Linked DNA regions of Homo sapiens: region 1 is linked to region 2. Evidence: read pairs that join two places in POLR2A ChIA-PET (ENCODE). Cell type or tissue: PC-9. All regions are shown on one strand.

The links. ChIA-PET counts read pairs that join two places held together with the same protein. Peaks named below come from ENCODE experiments on the same cell type or tissue, not always from the same donor. Only the 100,000 strongest peaks of a DNase experiment are listed, where the experiment ranks them.
Region 1: POLR2A ChIA-PET joins it to region 2 with 31 read pairs; 7 of 35 experiments call an interaction of 5 or more read pairs at or near these places.

The regions. Positions count from the first base shown.
Region 1 is chr11:34,158,262-34,166,261 of GRCh38, forward strand. It overlaps ABTB2 (ankyrin repeat and BTB domain containing 2), which reads right to left. Exons shown (of 17, transcript NM_145804.3): 8 at 6,999-7,095; 9 at 6,425-6,560; 10 at 4,315-4,544; 11 at 2,642-2,820; 12 at 1,987-2,092; 13 at 1,645-1,747; 14 at 1,035-1,125. Among named protein-coding and RNA genes, the nearest start is that of NAT10, 57 kb to the left of the region's middle. RefSeq lists enhancers at 1,502-2,002, 2,003-2,503. In PC-9, a CTCF peak has its summit at 7,666; DNase peaks (open chromatin) are centred at 3,740 and 7,790; H3K27ac peaks cover 158 bases.
Region 2 is chr11:34,450,775-34,458,774 of GRCh38, forward strand. CAT (catalase) reads left to right here. Exons shown (of 13, transcript NM_001752.4): 3 at 214-324; 4 at 1,303-1,433; 5 at 2,316-2,420; 6 at 3,027-3,152; 7 at 5,237-5,428; 8 at 5,891-6,043. Among named protein-coding and RNA genes, the nearest start is that of CAT, 16 kb to the left of the region's middle. In PC-9, no CTCF peak of the experiment used is centred here; no DNase peak of the experiment used is centred here.

The DNA of each region.
Region 1 (8,000 bases), 290 kb before region 2:
AATTAGCTGGGTGTGGTGGCGGGCGCCTGTAGTCCCAGCTACTCGGGAGGGTGAGGCAGGAGAATGGCGTGAACCCGGGAGGTGGAGCTTGCAGTGAGCCGAGATCATGCCACTGCACTCCAGCCTGGGCGACAGTGAGACTCCGTGTCAAAAAAAACAAAAAAAAGCCATTTTAGAGGTGGCCCCATGTGCTTCTGTGAGACTCTGGGGTTTGCAATCTCTCCTATTATATCACAAACCACTCCTGTGCAGGGCAAGGCCCTAGACCCACCTGCCAGCTGCCTCCTGGCCTCAGTCCCAGCCCATAAGGGTCAGCTCTTGCAGCCCTGAGCCCACCACACAGCCTGGAGACCTGCAGTTGCTACTTTCTAGAAAGCTCCTCTCAGTGGGGTTCAGCTGAGATCCCAGCCAGGTCTTCCTCTGGACCTTGTCTGCCCTGACTGGAGTTTCTAGTATGTAACCTTGTATGTTCTGCAAAGCTTAAAGCCCGAAAGACCTGACTTTGATCTACAGTCAGGATGTGTGCCTCACGGCCACGTGTTTGACCAATGTGGCCGGGGTTTGATGCTTGGGAGAAGTGACGCAGCCTCCACCAGCACTTCCTAAACTGCACTGAGCACATGGCCACCTGGGGAGCTTGTGAAGATGCAGGAGGGCTGGGGTGGGGCCTGGGGCTCTGCATTTCCAACAAGCTCTCAGTAATGCCCATTGGCTGGGAGCCCACCCTGATAACAAGGACTCACACCCCAGCTGTGTGGCTTGTATCTGTCCTTGCACGTCTGTCTGCAGGCTGCCCAGACCACCTGTCCAGCGGTTAGAGCTCAGGACCCATGTGACAGGCTCTGAAGCTGCAGCCCCACAACGGATGGCTACCTCTGCACAGGGAAAGACCTGGATGCTCTATTCATTCAACAGAATACAGAAGGCACTGGGAATAGAGTGAACAATGACAACCAATGCACAGCTGCCCACAAGGTGGGCTCCTGGGGGAGGGTCATCCCTCTGAGAAGAGGGCGGCACCAAGACCCACACACCTGAAAAATGTGGTACTTCATGTCGCTGATCTCGATGGTCTTGCTGCTGTCCCCATCCTGTTCTGATTTATTGGTCATTAGTGTCTTGAACCTGGAGCAAAGGAGACAAAGCAAGGTGGGTTTTGAACCTTTTACTTCACCACTGTGTGGCGATGGCACCATCTGTCACCTGACCGGCTACCACAAGACGGAACATTTTAAAAATTACTGCTGTGCTCCTAAAATAATTTTCAGCAAGTGCCATTTTACACCATCTTAGGAAGACATCTGAGCTGAGCCCAATTCTGTCCCCACCACCCACCCTACAAGCGACCTGACGCCTGTGGCCAGAATGCTGACTCTTCATTCCAGGATATTTATGTTTTCTAATAATAAAAGCAATAACTAGGCCAGAAAGAACACCACCTCAGAGCCCCCCTTTCCTGCTGCCCTGGGTCCACCCCGTCTCATCCCGCTGTGGGGCGAGTGGGGCTCTGCTGCAATGTGACTGCAGTCTGAGGGGCAGAGGCTGCAGGGTACAGCCCCAGCGAGTCACTCTCTGTCACCTGGAATCTGAAACAAGGTGCTTCTGTGCCCCTGGGCTGGGAGTTTGTTATCTGAGGCTGCCTACCTGTTAGAAGCTGTCACCAGCAGGACTTTATGTGCATAAAACAGCTTTCCTTCCACCAGGAAGGTCACATCTGACATCTCCTTATTGTTCAAAAAGTGTGGATCTGTGAAAAGCGGGGAGACAGAGGGATATGGCTGAGGAGTCCCCTGCTGGGGTTTGCTTGAGTGTGCTGTGAGGTGCGTGTCTGGGGTTGGGGGTGGGACACAGAGGTGAGGAACAGAGAAACTGAGGCTGGGGCCTTGGCGCTTGGAAATGGAGAAAGATGACAAAGTGGGGAGGAAGCAGGAAAGGGAAGAGGGGGAGGACGTGTGGTGATGCAGGGCGCAGGGGGCGCGCCTTCACCTAGCCTGGCCGGCAGGGTCTTCCGGATCTCTGGGATGCTGGGGATGGGACTGCTGCCATAGCAGTGGGTGAAGATGGTAGCCAGTTGCTGGATGACGGAGTCGTTCTGTGGGGAGAGGAGAGAGGGCCTGTGAGCTGCCCGCTGTGGCTGGCTGTTCACAGATGCAGATACGTCAGGCTAATTTCAAAAGTCCAGGCCAGGAGTAGTGCAGCCGCTATCTTTTGTTCCTGCTGGATGTGGCTTGGCAAGAGATGCCTGTTCCTTCATCAGTGATTCCCGAAATGGCTTTTTTGGTCAGGTTCCAGCCCATGGCCCCTGCCCTCTACAGCCAGGCAGCGCAAGTCTAAGTCTGGGTGCTGTGTGTGTGTGTGTTGGGTGGGGGGGTTCCTGGGTGCTGGGGGCGAGCGTGCACGCGCGCGCGTGTGTGTGTGTATGTGTGTGTTGAGTGGGGGGGGGGGCCTGGGTGCTGGGGGCGGGCGTGTGTGTGTGTTGGGTGGGGGGGTCCCTGGGTGCTGAGGGCAGGCGTGTGAGTGTGTGTGCGTTGGGTGAGGGGGTCCCTGTGTCTGTCCACGTGTCTGCCTGTGTGTCCATCTGTGTGTCCCGTGGTCTGAGTCTGGGCCGTGGGCTTGGGAACTGGCCACTGGCCACACTTACTTTGCTGGTCTTGAGGATGTCGAACATGAGCTGCAAGCCCTCGGTCACCAGCTCCTCGTTGTACTCCTCCTCTCTGATGGAGCTGAAGTCCCGCAGGAGGCTCTGCACCACCGAGTACCGCGACTGCGAGAACGAGGTCCTCAGAGACTCGATCCAGATGTGCAGCTTCCAGGGGACTCCTGGTCCAGGCAGGGAAGGGCAGGCAGTCACGCACCACAGCTGAGCGCTCCCGGCACAGACCACAGCCTTTTCTGGGCAGACTCTCTCGGGATGCCCCCGCTGTCTGCAGAGCACCCCGCCCGCCCCCTCCCGCCTGCCCCCTTCCTGGGCATGGAGTGGCCCTCTCAGGATGGCCATAGAATGAAAGCTTTAATTCATTCTAATAGGTCTTGCTGGCAGGTCAGAGTGGAGTTTCAGGTTCTCATGAGATGAGGTGGAGGAATGGCTTCGGCCCAAATGCAGGGAACTCAAGCTCTGAAAGTTGACCGCCCAGCCTGGGGATTTGGAAGTATGGGCCCAGCACCCAAAGTAGCCTTGTTGCTTAGTGGGCTCAAGAATTACTTGCTAGAGAGGTCTCATTAGTTGTGGAGGGGTGGCCAGGAGGGCTTGGATGGCCAGAGAATATGCCAGGCACTCAAGGACACACAGGCCTCCTTGTCTGCACGGAAGCTTGAAACGAACCCGGTCCTATCACGAGGGGCTCTCCAGCACACAGAGCACTGGAAAGCCGCTGCACATCCCCAGGCACATAATGACTGTTTTACAGTTCCCCAGCATGTGTCAGTGGGGCTGTAACTTAACATTGCTGTGGGAAGTTCATGACATAAACTAGTCCTGTCCCTGGTAATTAGAGAGACAGCTTCTTACCCCAACCTCACTGTGGATCAAAGAACTGACGGCATTCCCCAGCGACACATTGACAGTAGTGTGGTGTGTTAGTATCCTTGGGTTATTGACTGCAGGTGGGAGTGACGTCTCTGTTTTACGGTGAAGAACACTGAGGCTGACTCACTGCTGTCTTGGCCCGGCCCTGGGGGTTTGTGGCCTTGTGATGACAGTGACGGTGCTGTCATCCACCAAGTGCTCACGGTGGCCACTACGCCTTGTACTTCAGGTGATGTCACCTCATTCTTAGATAAGGATCATTAGCACCAAAGCCACAGAGGTGGGAGTTGAGGCTTGGAGAGAGGACGTGGTATGCAGCTAACACAGGACCTGACCTAAGTCTGTCTGACTAGCCTCCCTGGAGGACACCAAAAGTCCACAGACTCGCAGACCCAAGGAGTGCAAGGTCAGCCGAGTGACAGGACTGCCGCCTCACAGCGTGGAGTCCCGGGGCTTCAGAGGCTCCCAGTGCTCGACATCCCTGGGCTGTGACTGGGGAGGGGGCAGCGAAGCTCCAGCCAGGCAGGGTGGAGGGCCCGAGGGCAGGGGACTGGGCCATGACCCCAAGACGTGGCACTGTTGAGCACTGTCTGAGGCCCAGGGCCCCTCCTGAACTGGCCGTGTAGCAGGGGGGTCCCAGCCTCCACCCAGTCTGTGCTCAGCTGCCCTGGGGCTTGTCTGTCCCTGCAGGCCCTGGCCCTCTCAGGCCTGCTGAAGAGCAGCAGGGAGTGACCGTGTGTGTCCATATGCATGCATGGACATGGGTGTGCATGCCCGTGAGGCCTCACCCAGTGCCCTCAGCTCCATGGTGATGTCCACGTAGCCGTGCTCAGCGCTGTAGTACATGGCCTCCTGTAGGGCCTTGGTGCGGGTCCGGCTCAGCCGCACGGGCCCCTCGCTGCCACTGCCCTGGCTCGACGCATCACTTTCCTCCACACCCTCGGCCAGGATCTCCTCCAGGGACAGCACGTCCGCTTTAGCCTGCTGTGGCTGCGTCAGGAGCTTCCTCAGGACGTTCCTGCAGGCCCAGGGATGAATGAAGGTGAGGGCTGAAGTCCCACAGGCAGTGCCCACCTGAGCTGTCCCCCAGTGCCCTCCTGCCCCGACGGGCTGCTCTGGGGTACCCGAGGGCTCGGAGTTTCATGGTCTTCCTCCTCCAGGCAGGCCAGGGGTCCCAGGGTCACCAATCCCCATATACCTCTGAGAGGCAGGGCAGGGTGCAGGGGAACCCACCCTTCTACCATCCCCGTATTGCAGAGAAGCCATAGGCTTCGGGGCTGAGCGAGCTCTGCCATCCTGGCTGTGTGACCTTAGCCAGGTCACTCTACCTCTCTGAGCCCTGACTGCTTTGGGATATATTACAGGGTGTCACTATATCACACTTTCCTGGGGCTTATGTGAGGCTGATGTAAAGGGTTTAAATGCAGAGCCTGAAACACAGCAGGTCTTTCTAAATAGCAGCTGACTATGCACGTGAAAGTGTCTAAAACACAGGAAGAGCCCAGTAAGTACTCATTTGGTCCCTTCATGTTGATAAGGATGAACTGAAGACGGATGTCATGTAGAATGTATTCATATTTATGAATGAAGACACAGAATGTTAGACCCCACAGAGGACGCTCCCCCGTGCTGCTGCTTTTAGCCTCGTGAGAGCCCAGACACATCACCGTCATAGGCGATGGATCCATCTTGCTCAAGGCCACTCCAGGTGGGGGTACAGACCCAGGACTTCTGGCTCCAAGACCCAGGCTCATTCTGTCACCTCCTGTGGCCTGGGGCTCTGGGATGGATGCAGCATGGGTGGTGCTGCAAGGTTCCTGGGGGCTGACCTGCTCCACGGCTACCCCGCAGATCCTCCTCCTACCTGCCAAGCCCATGGCCTGGAGGTGCCCTTCCAAGGACCCAAGGTCCCTCCCAAGGGCTCCTCCTCACGTGTGGACTTGCTAGTTCAGGCAGTTTACAGAGCACCTTGTTTGGGCCAGGCGCTGGCATGTGAAGGTGAACTAGCCACGGTGACTGTCCCAAGGGTCCTGTGCTCAGAGTGACAGGCAGATGAGCAGGCAGGCAGTCTCCACGCAGGGTGAAGAGGCCTCCATGGGGGATGCAGGCACTGGGTGGGGTGGAGCGGCCTAGAGGTGGTGATGTGAAAGATGGCGCCTGGAGGGTGAGGGTGGCTGGGGTGGGTGAATGTGGGGGTGGGCTGGAGACAGCTGGAGAGAAAAGCATTCTAGGGGAGGGGACCCCAGCCAGAACATGAGGCTGGTGGCAAGAATGGTGTCGGGGAACTGGAAGTAAGTGTCCTGCCTGCCAGCCCTGCTTATCCAGCCCCGCTTTTCCAGCCCCGTTTCTGCCCTGTAATAAGCCCTTGTCTGGTCTCCCTTTGCCCCTCCGTGCTGTCCCTGACTTCAGCCTGCTGCTGTCCCGCCACACCCCTGGGCAGGCCTGGTCCCCACAAAGCAAGCTCTACCATCTGCACCTGGGGCAGGGTGCAATTTTGCACCAGAAGCCTCTGCACAGCTGAGCCGTATGCTATTTGGACGTCCAAGGCCACTTGGGCACTGGAGGACCACCAGCAGGCATGGGAAGCAATGTGGTCCTGAGTGGGCTCTGGCAGCTGCAGAGTGGCATCTCACTGGGAAATGGGACGGTCTGCCCTGGGCGTCGGGAGGCCCAGGCTCCAGTCCCAGGTCTGCCAGGAATCAGCTGTGGGGCCTCCCCCATCTCTGGGCCCTGTGCAGGCTAAACTCCCCCATGTTTCTGGTTTACTAGCACACAGGCCCCCTGTTTTGGGAAAGGTCTCCGGGCCTAGCTCTTTTGCTCCCATCGGGGAAACTGAGGCTCCTGTGAGCTTAGTTCAGTGCCCTCATGTCACACAGGGTGGGAATCCCGGGCAGGTACCTGTGGCCGTGGGCAGCTGAGTGGCTGAAGCAGTTCATGTCCTCGTGGAGGGAGGAGCCCATGCCGTGGGCCTCCAGCATGCTGAGGAGGGGGTCGGCGCCTCGGCTCAGCAACAAACTGACCAGCTCATAGTTCCCTGAAAGAGAAGGTGGGCAGCACGGAGGACACTGAGACAGTAGCCGCCAGGGCAGCTGAGGCGAAAGGGAAGGGAGAGCAGGATTCTCGCAGCTCTGAGTGCTGGAATAAGTCAGTAAACCCCACACTCATCTGCATTTGGTGGACGAAGTGAAGGGAGAGGAAGAAGGCTGGCCGTGCCCTGCCCCTGCTCCCCCTCCCTGGGTCTCCAGAGGGAAGGGCCTCCCTGCCCTGCTGGGTCCTGCCAGATGCTGAGCCCAACAGAAACTGATGGGTGGGGCCAGGGGAAGCCCCCAGTGGTCCAGAGAAGGGGTTTTAAGGCCCCTGCATGGGGTCCGTGTGTGCTAAAGAGACCCCTGCACGTCCAGCTACATGCCTGGCCAGGCTGGGGGGCACTGCAGGGAAGGGTAGACAGAGCCTCCGGGTAGCAGGTGCCTACCTGCCGCAGAGGCCAGCTGCAGGGGCGTCTCCGCATAGCTGTCCTCGCCGCCGTTCACTGCCGAGCCCTCGACATGGGCACCAGCATCCAGCAGCAACTGCCAGGGGCACAGAGGAGGAGGGCACTGCTCAGCGTGGCAGGGAGCACCTGGGAAGGGCCAGGGTGCTTTCGGGGACAGGGCCTTTGCTTCTCTCCAGGCATGTGACCAAGACACAGTTCACCCCAGCAGCTGAGGAACTGGAACTTTAGAACTCCAGGTTATCCTCAGGGCTCAAAGTTTCTAGAATCTTCAACTCCATTATTGTGGTCCAAGACCAAGCCCCTAAGCTGTGAGGACCTCTGAGCTTTTTCCGTCTTTCAAATGCTTTCCCATGAACTGACTGCAGCCACCTTTCTGAGAACACATGTGGATGAGCAGCACAGAAAATGTTGCCCGCAATCTATGGTAAACCATGGCTCTGGGTGGCAGCACGTGTTGGAGTCAGAAGGAGCAGGGTGTCAGTGCTGGCCACTGGCCAATGAGTAACCCCGAGCAGGTACTTCAACTCCCAGAGCCTCAGTCTTCCTCATTCACAGAATGGGAAGAGGGGCTTGCTTCCCTTAGGCTTCTTGTCGGAGAGGTACAGCAGGTACCCCAGGAAGGCAGGTGGTGGGGCTGAAGCAGGAAGTCCCAGTCTAGGACAGCAGAGGGCCTCTCCCCATGCTAGCAAGGGCGGGCTTTGACAGGGGACAGACGGGGCAGGGTTAACAGATACCAGGCAGTTCCAGATGAGCCGGTCCTGGCTCTGCCTTGGGGCAGGGGTGGGGCCTGCATTACTCCAACTGGTGACTTTCAGCTCCCTTTCCACCTTCCCTGACCAGCTGCTCTGGAGGGAGCAACCTTCCAGCCCTCCCAGGCTCCTGAAGACCAAAGCTTCCTCCAAGCATGCATGGCAGTCTAGGGGAGCCCAACCGCCCTTCCCCTGGATACCAGGAGTGGAGTTCAGGCTGACCTCTCAGTCC
Region 2 (8,000 bases):
GTGGCATTCGACTTAGCACTGAATGATAGAATAGGGCTTTGCATTTCACCCTCTTTATTTTGTGTTTGGGCATTTCCCCTTCCTCCAACATACTGGAAGCTCCCAGAAGGCTGGTGCTAACCATCATTTTCTCTTGTCACCCAGGTGCCTGTTGAGGACCTGAATGTCTGAGTAATGGTCTCATGGTAAGGATTTCTGTGTCTTTCTCGTTAGGGGCCTTTGGCTACTTTGAGGTCACACATGACATTACCAAATACTCCAAGGCAAAGGTATTTGAGCATATTGGAAAGAAGACTCCCATCGCAGTTCGGTTCTCCACTGTTGGTAAGTTGGTTTATTGGCGTGATTGGTATGGCTTAACTCAACTTCACCTTTTGGGGATGTTTATAACTTAAAGAAAAAGTTATTAGAAAATAGGAAGCAAGCACTTCTCCAAATTATGTCAAGGTTTTACAGTAGAAGACATATTTGGAGACACATAGGAAGTTACTTGTATTTCTGTTTGTTGAGGTCTTAGGAAATCACACTTACACAGAGGCTACCTCTGCAATTCTGTGACATTTGGAAAGAGCTTTCCTAAAAGTGGTTGCCTCTAACAGAAGAATAGAGTGGAAATCTTATTTAATAACTATGCCTACAGCTGACCTTTATTGAGAATTAATTCTGTGCCAACTGTGGTTAGGTGCTTTACAGATATAATCTCTGATTTGTAGATCTACTTTGCAGAGTGGGATTCTTTTTATTTTTGAGAGGCTAAGTGATGTTTCTCACGTTACAGAGATAGTATTAGATCTATCATACTATATTTCAACATACCTAGTGCTTCACTAGTTCCGTTTCTGTGTCAGTCTCTGCATTTTAAAAATACTGTGGAATGTAAAAATAAATGAAATTAAGAACTAAGAACCAATATTTTAACTCATTTTCTTAATGTTAACCTCATCATTTTGACAACTCACTTATTCTGTTTGTCACTACTTTAAGCCTCATAATTATTTTCTTCCCTTATTTTAATTAAAAGTTCAATTACCTGTTTGAACAAAGTTATCTTATTATGGTAAATGAATGACATTGTCAGCTGTTATTACATGTGTTCTCTTATTGCTCTCAATTAATTATTTTGTTTGATTTGTGGACTGAATTAGCTGGTGGGTAGAAATAATAACCCGGGCACTTAAATACCTAATTTAGTTCTTGGAAGTGGATTAGAAAGGATGGATCCAGGTGCTTCTTTATGTCTCCAGGCTTCTTGGATGCAAAGTGCTGTGGCTTATGCTTCCTGTTTCCATTTGAATATTGTAGCTGGAGAATCGGGTTCAGCTGACACAGTTCGGGACCCTCGTGGGTTTGCAGTGAAATTTTACACAGAAGATGGTAACTGGGATCTCGTTGGAAATAACACCCCCATTTTCTTCATCAGGGATCCCATATTGGTAGGTAATAGAGTATTTTGCACTCAACAAATGTTTGTTGACTTAAATTGATTTCAAATAGGTTGGCATTTGAGGAGAAGCCGTGGGAAAGGCAGAAAGAAAAGAATGCGAGTTGTCTGGACTACTTTTTTCAACACATTTTTCTGTATTTAATAAGATAAAGTAAGAACAGTTACCATTGGTCTTAGATTTGTCATTTTAAGACAGATTGACTTAATGGGAAGTGAGTTTAGTTTTCCTTGCAGAGCATCGAAGATTAGTAAAAAGAGGGACTTTACTTTGGAAACAAGCAGAGGGTGTCTCTACATGCTCTGAGTCAGCAGGAGGGGGTGTGTGTGCGTGCGCGCATGCGGGAGGGTGGGTATATTTTTTCCGTGAAGAAATACTATAAATCCCAGCACTTTGGGAGGCCAAGGCAGGCAGATCACTGGAGTCCATGAGTTCGAGACCAGCCTGGGCAACATGGCAAAACCATATCTCTGCAAAAAAATACAAAAATTAGCCAAGTGTGGTGGCTCATGCCTATAGTCCCAGCTACTTGGGAGGCTGAGGTGGGAGATTTGCTTGAGCCCAGGAGGTCAAAGCTGCAGTGAGCTGTGATCATGCCATTGCAATCAGCCTGGGTGACAGAGTGAGACCCTGTCTTAAAAAAAAAAAAAAAGAAAAGACTATAGTTTTGAGTATATTTGAAATACTTTAGGGTATCTTAGATGCTAGTTGTCTATGCTGAGTAAATTTCATATTATGGTTTGGCAGTTTAAAATTCTAGGATTGTATTTAGAATTATAATCCATAAACCTAGTAATAGGCATATATAATGAAAGACACCATAATTCCTGTAAACTTAGTTTTTGGATTTTTTTCTCTCTTTTTTCTATTTAGTTTCCATCTTTTATCCACAGCCAAAAGAGAAATCCTCAGACACATCTGAAGGATCCGGACATGGTCTGGGACTTCTGGAGCCTACGTCCTGAGTCTCTGCATCAGGTATGAACCCTTTTTTGCCATTGTATTATATCACCTGGGATGCAGTGTTTAATTATGCCTCTTCATAAAGTGTCTCTCCAGTTTTGGCTATTTTATTGGAATCAGCTTCCTCAGATTTCTTGATCGTGAAGAGTTTTGTAGTAACTGGCTTTACTAATCATCCCCCATTCATCGGCCTTAAATGATGATGATGATGATGATAGATAGCTAGCAACATTGTCAGTTGATATTTAGCAGTAGTAAGGATGAAAGTCTGTAGTGTAAGGTAAAGCTCTGTATTAAGGAAGTGGGGGGAAAGTAGTACCAAACAAATTTGCTATGCAAATAAATTTTGAATAACAAATTAGGCCAGTTTTCAGGTTGTTTTGGCTTTCCTTCATAGAATTTTGAGTCATAGTATTAGTGATTTGCATATCATTTTGATTTAAAATTTTTCTGTTTGTTATTTTCTACAAGTGAAATAATAATGGTAACCCTTCCCATGGGAAATTGGCTAGTATGTTTTATGTCATTAAGGGACTTTCTGGAAACTAAGGAATATCTTAAAAATCAAGGATGTTTTGATTTAAATGAAAACATTTTAGGCTTTATATTTCTGTTCTTTAGGTTTCTTTCTTGTTCAGTGATCGGGGGATTCCAGATGGACATCGCCACATGAATGGATATGGATCACATACTTTCAAGCTGGTTAATGCAAATGGGGAGGCAGTTTATTGCAAATTCCATTATAAGGTATGTGTTACCTTTGGGGCAGAGGGTACAAGGCTCCTACCGCATACCTCCTTATTTTTCCTGAAGGATTGAGCAAAGATTAAGGCTTCTCCCACTTTTCCCTCACCTCCATCCCCAAAGTTGGGAAGTATTGATCTCATTGATCAGTACTGATTTTGTTGGCTACCATCTGAGGACCTTGGAGCGTATCCCAATCTCATTATCACTTCCAACATCCAATAGTGTCTTTCCAATATCATTTCTTTTAACTTTTTAAGTCATCCATCTATTTACTTAGCATTTATTGAGGTTTTATTATGAACAAGGCATATAAGTAAAATCAATTACAAATGTCAGAAAACAAAATTATACTGTTTTTAAAAATTTGCATTCATATAGCCAGATCAAATCAGTTACATCTGGGGAGGGTTTTGAGAATGTTTTAATCAACTGAAATATTATAAAGGGCCCTCTTTTGGTATAAGCATGGCATTTGTTACAATGAGCAATATTGCCAGTGAACCCTGGCATGTTAGTGATATTCCCAGAGAACTCCCAAGGGCTAGTCAGAAACAAGCCTGAGAACCTCTGTTTCCAAATACTGCTGCTAAGATAAGCAGAAAGAAGTGGGCTCGTGACCAGTACTGGATAATCTCTCTCTTAGTGACATCCAAAAGCCCTATTTTCTTCTATCCTGCTTTCTTCTTTATCTGAACAATTTAATGTAGGTATATCAAACAGGAAAACTATCACCTCTTTTTATATTCATAACTTGGATCTATAATATTTGACAAGGAAAAATTTTATGAAACAGTTGACCCATTGGCTTGTAATTGCCAAAAGGGTCAATGTAGTATTACTTAGAATAAGACTAAGTGGTTGTATCTAGGACAGCCAGTCTAGTTGGTAGCCTTGGAGTTATGCCAGCCTGAACTCAAATTTCTACTCTCCTAGATAATTGTGGCCTTGGGCATAGTATTAAAAGTTCTTTGAGCTCCAGTTCTTTTCACTGTGAAGTTGGCATAATATTACCAGCTATACAAGTCCTGGAAAGATTGGATTGCTTGTGGGTCTTTTATCCTAGGGCCCTAAGGTAGCCTGAGATCTACATGGATTCATCAGTCTGGATTATTCTGACCTAAGATTATTCTTTTCTAAACCTAAAGGATTCAGTTAAAATCAGAAAGGTATTGCAGTGTTATTGTACTACTTAATATATTAGCTCTTTGGGCGATCTGTACATGGTGACCTTCATTGTTTTAATCCTGAAGGTGGCTTTACTTCTTGTTCAGTAGTAAGAGTTCAAACCTTTTCACTGATGAGACAGTTGGGATTTCTGTGGTAGAAATAGACCAGCGTTCAGAGTTGATTTTTGCTAAGGAAATCTTTCTGCGGCACTTGGCTTGTTGGGAGGTCTTTGAGAATAAGATCACATGGTCAGTCCATCAAAGAACAGTATGATATGATAACAGGAGCACTTATGAAGTGACACAGCTTCTCTGGGTTTTAATGTCTTGCTTGGAAAGTCAGAATATTAATTTTGCCTGCTCATAGTCAGAGAACTAGTTCCAGGTGGCTGTACTGAAGTTCTTTTCAACTCTATGAGCTATGATTCTATGATTTATTAAAAAAAAAAAAAAAAGGAATAGGACAGGGGTGAAGGGATACTGGCCGAGCACAGTCTCAGTAATTGATTTGAGCTGTCATGAAATGGAATTAAAACATTACTTCATGATAAAAGGCAAGTAGTCCTTTAATTTTATTAATCTTTTGCCTACTTTTAAGTATATTTTGATTTTTCTGATTTGGAAAGTAACATGAGTGTAAAAATTCAAATAATAGAATACATAAAGGGAAAGATAGGACTGATTTTAAATATGAAATGTGTAGATGGGATTCCCTTGACATTTAAAAGTATTGGGATAATCAAGTAGAATTTCTTGTTGATAAATTCATTAGTATCAGATTTGAACAATAGAAGTATTGTTGTAAAGAAAGTTCATTCTTTGGGCAGTGTTACTCATAATCCTTCAATGAATTACTGATGAAATTTTGATAACTTTGACAATAAGTTTCCATTGGAGCTTCTTTCTTTCATTTTGTAGACTGACCAGGGCATCAAAAACCTTTCTGTTGAAGATGCGGCGAGACTTTCCCAGGAAGATCCTGACTATGGCATCCGGGATCTTTTTAACGCCATTGCCACAGGAAAGTACCCCTCCTGGACTTTTTACATCCAGGTCATGACATTTAATCAGGCAGAAACTTTTCCATTTAATCCATTCGATCTCACCAAGGTGAGTCAGTAAACAACTATATTGTTTTCTTTTTTAAGTCTCTTCTTACCTAATTAGAAAAAAAATCTAGTCAAACAATTATAATAATGGGGAAGTCATATACAAAATACAGAGGGTACCACTTCAGAGTGTCCTAAGCTGTGAATGAGTGCTTACCAGCATCTTACTTCCACGTTCCTGTTTGTCATTTCATTGAGTATGTGTATGTGGCTTCATATATTGTTATTAACAGGGAACAGATTATGAAAAGCTGATGTACTTTTTCCTGGGGAAACTGTCAGTATTTACCACTTACTATTGTGAAAGATTTAACTAAGGCACTCATCTTAAATTCTTATGTTTTATTGGATTTAAAAATTATTTTCATTGGCTTGATTGTATTTGAAATCTGGTATTTTTGTGGGTAGCTTTGATTTCCTTCAGTTGATTGCCTGGTAATTGTGAATATGACATCATTTTCAGGTTTGGCCTCACAAGGACTACCCTCTCATCCCAGTTGGTAAACTGGTCTTAAACCGGAATCCAGTTAATTACTTTGCTGAGGTTGAACAGATAGCCTTCGACCCAAGCAACATGCCACCTGGCATTGAGGCCAGTCCTGACAAAATGCTTCAGGTGAGCCTGGTGGATTGAGATGTTCTGAGGCAGGTGTCCATGTGAGCATGCACACACAAAATATGCAGCTTGGCATGATCTTTATGTGAGGAATTAACAAGAACATTACTTAAACTTTAATCTGGGTGCTTGGTTACCTTGTGGGATTCACTGAGGTGAACTATTCTTCAATGAGCATTCCTTGAGTAAACCAAGTATAAACAAAAGTCCATGGTAAGATCCCTACATATGTGAAGACAAGAATACTTACTCTCTTAATTAAAAAAAAAAGACATAATAGAAATACCTTAAGTATTGATAGAGTGAAGCATGGTTTGTTCTGTCTGTAGCTGAAGTATGGTTAATTAATTATAATACCTTGGTAAGCCTAACTTTATTTTCTTGTTCTTTTTTTTTTTTTTTTTTTTTTTTTTGTGACAGAGTCTTGCTCTGTCGCCCAGGCTGGAGTGCAGTGGCATGATCTCGGCTCACTGCAACCTCCGCCTCCCAGGTTCAAGCGATCCTCCTGCCTCAGCCTCTTGATTAGCTACAGGCGCCCGCCACCATGCCCAGCTAATTTTTGTATTTTTAGTAGAGACGGGGTTTCACCCTGTTGGCCAGGCTGGTCTCAAACTCCTGACCTCAAGTGATCTGCCTGCCTCCGCCTCCCAAAGTGCTGGATTATAGGCGTGAGCCACCGTGGCTGGCCTCATTTTCTGTTTCATGGTGATGCTTGAATTTTTCCATTTGTAAAAAGAGATCTAGGGATGATCTTTATGAACTACATGTATGCTGCCAGTGATAAAAGCAGTGGATTAACCATTCACCTTGCTAATGTTAAGCCATCAGTATGTTTTACATCACTTTTTAATATCTCTTTCAAGAGTACCAAGAGTGAAAAATTGTACTTTGGATCAGAATCAGTAAGAAAATAATTGGCTTAATAATTACTGTATAAATCAATCTTTTGTGGTTTTAGACTGTGACCTTGAAACAAAGGTTAAAGATTGTACCCTAAATCAGACCACAGCGACTGAAGGTTACTTCTTATGTAAGTATCTGATTCCAGTTCAGGTTTCAGTCTGCATGGAGGACAAGCTAAGATTCCGTTTTTAAAAAATAACTTTTTTGCTTATGACATTGGGGAACATCTGAGGCTTTTATAGAAAGTAAGTTTTTCATTAGTTTTTAGTCCAATTCAACTGTTACAAATTGAGTACCTGTCTGTTGTGTATGGTGGACTGTCTTGGGTGCCATAATGTAAGGCAGAATGCCATGGTGATCCAGAAAGCAAAATTTTGTCTGATAGGAGGTCAGCCACGAAGTTTCATGAACGAGGTAGCATTTGAGATTGTTTTGAAGAATAGATAGGATTTTGATTTTTAGTAGGTAAAATGCGGCAGGAGAAGGACATGAGTATAGGCACAAAGGTGGGACATGTTAGGTGTGTTGAAACTATAAACAGTCACTCTCTCCTGAATGAGAAGAATAGAGTTTGGGTAGGTTCATTGAGTATATGTCAGAGGGGACCTTAAATGCTTGAGTAGGAGTGAAAAGCTTTCTTCAGTTTTGAGAAGTGTGGTCTGGGATATATTGAGTAGAATCACTCCTCTTGGTGATAAATAGAAAAAGCGACAACTAGGGATTGGGAATAGCAAAAGGAAAGTCAGGCAGTTCTCAGAGGAAAAGCAGAAGTTTGCATTGAAACCAGGGAGTAGAGGAAGCCAAAACAAGGTAATCCTGGGCCCTAAAACTCCCTACCTGGTGGCTGAACTGTGAGAGGATGAGGCTAATGGGATTTGCCAAGGCATGAAATTGTCATGGGCAGAGCAGAGGCTGCATAACCCTGGTTACCCAGGGAGGGAACGGATTGAGGAATACAAGGTTACCTAAACTCTTTTCACAAGAATCCAAGTCACCATGGGTCTCTGGAACCACAGTGGGACCGTGAGGCAGTCAGCAGCACTGAGTCATATAA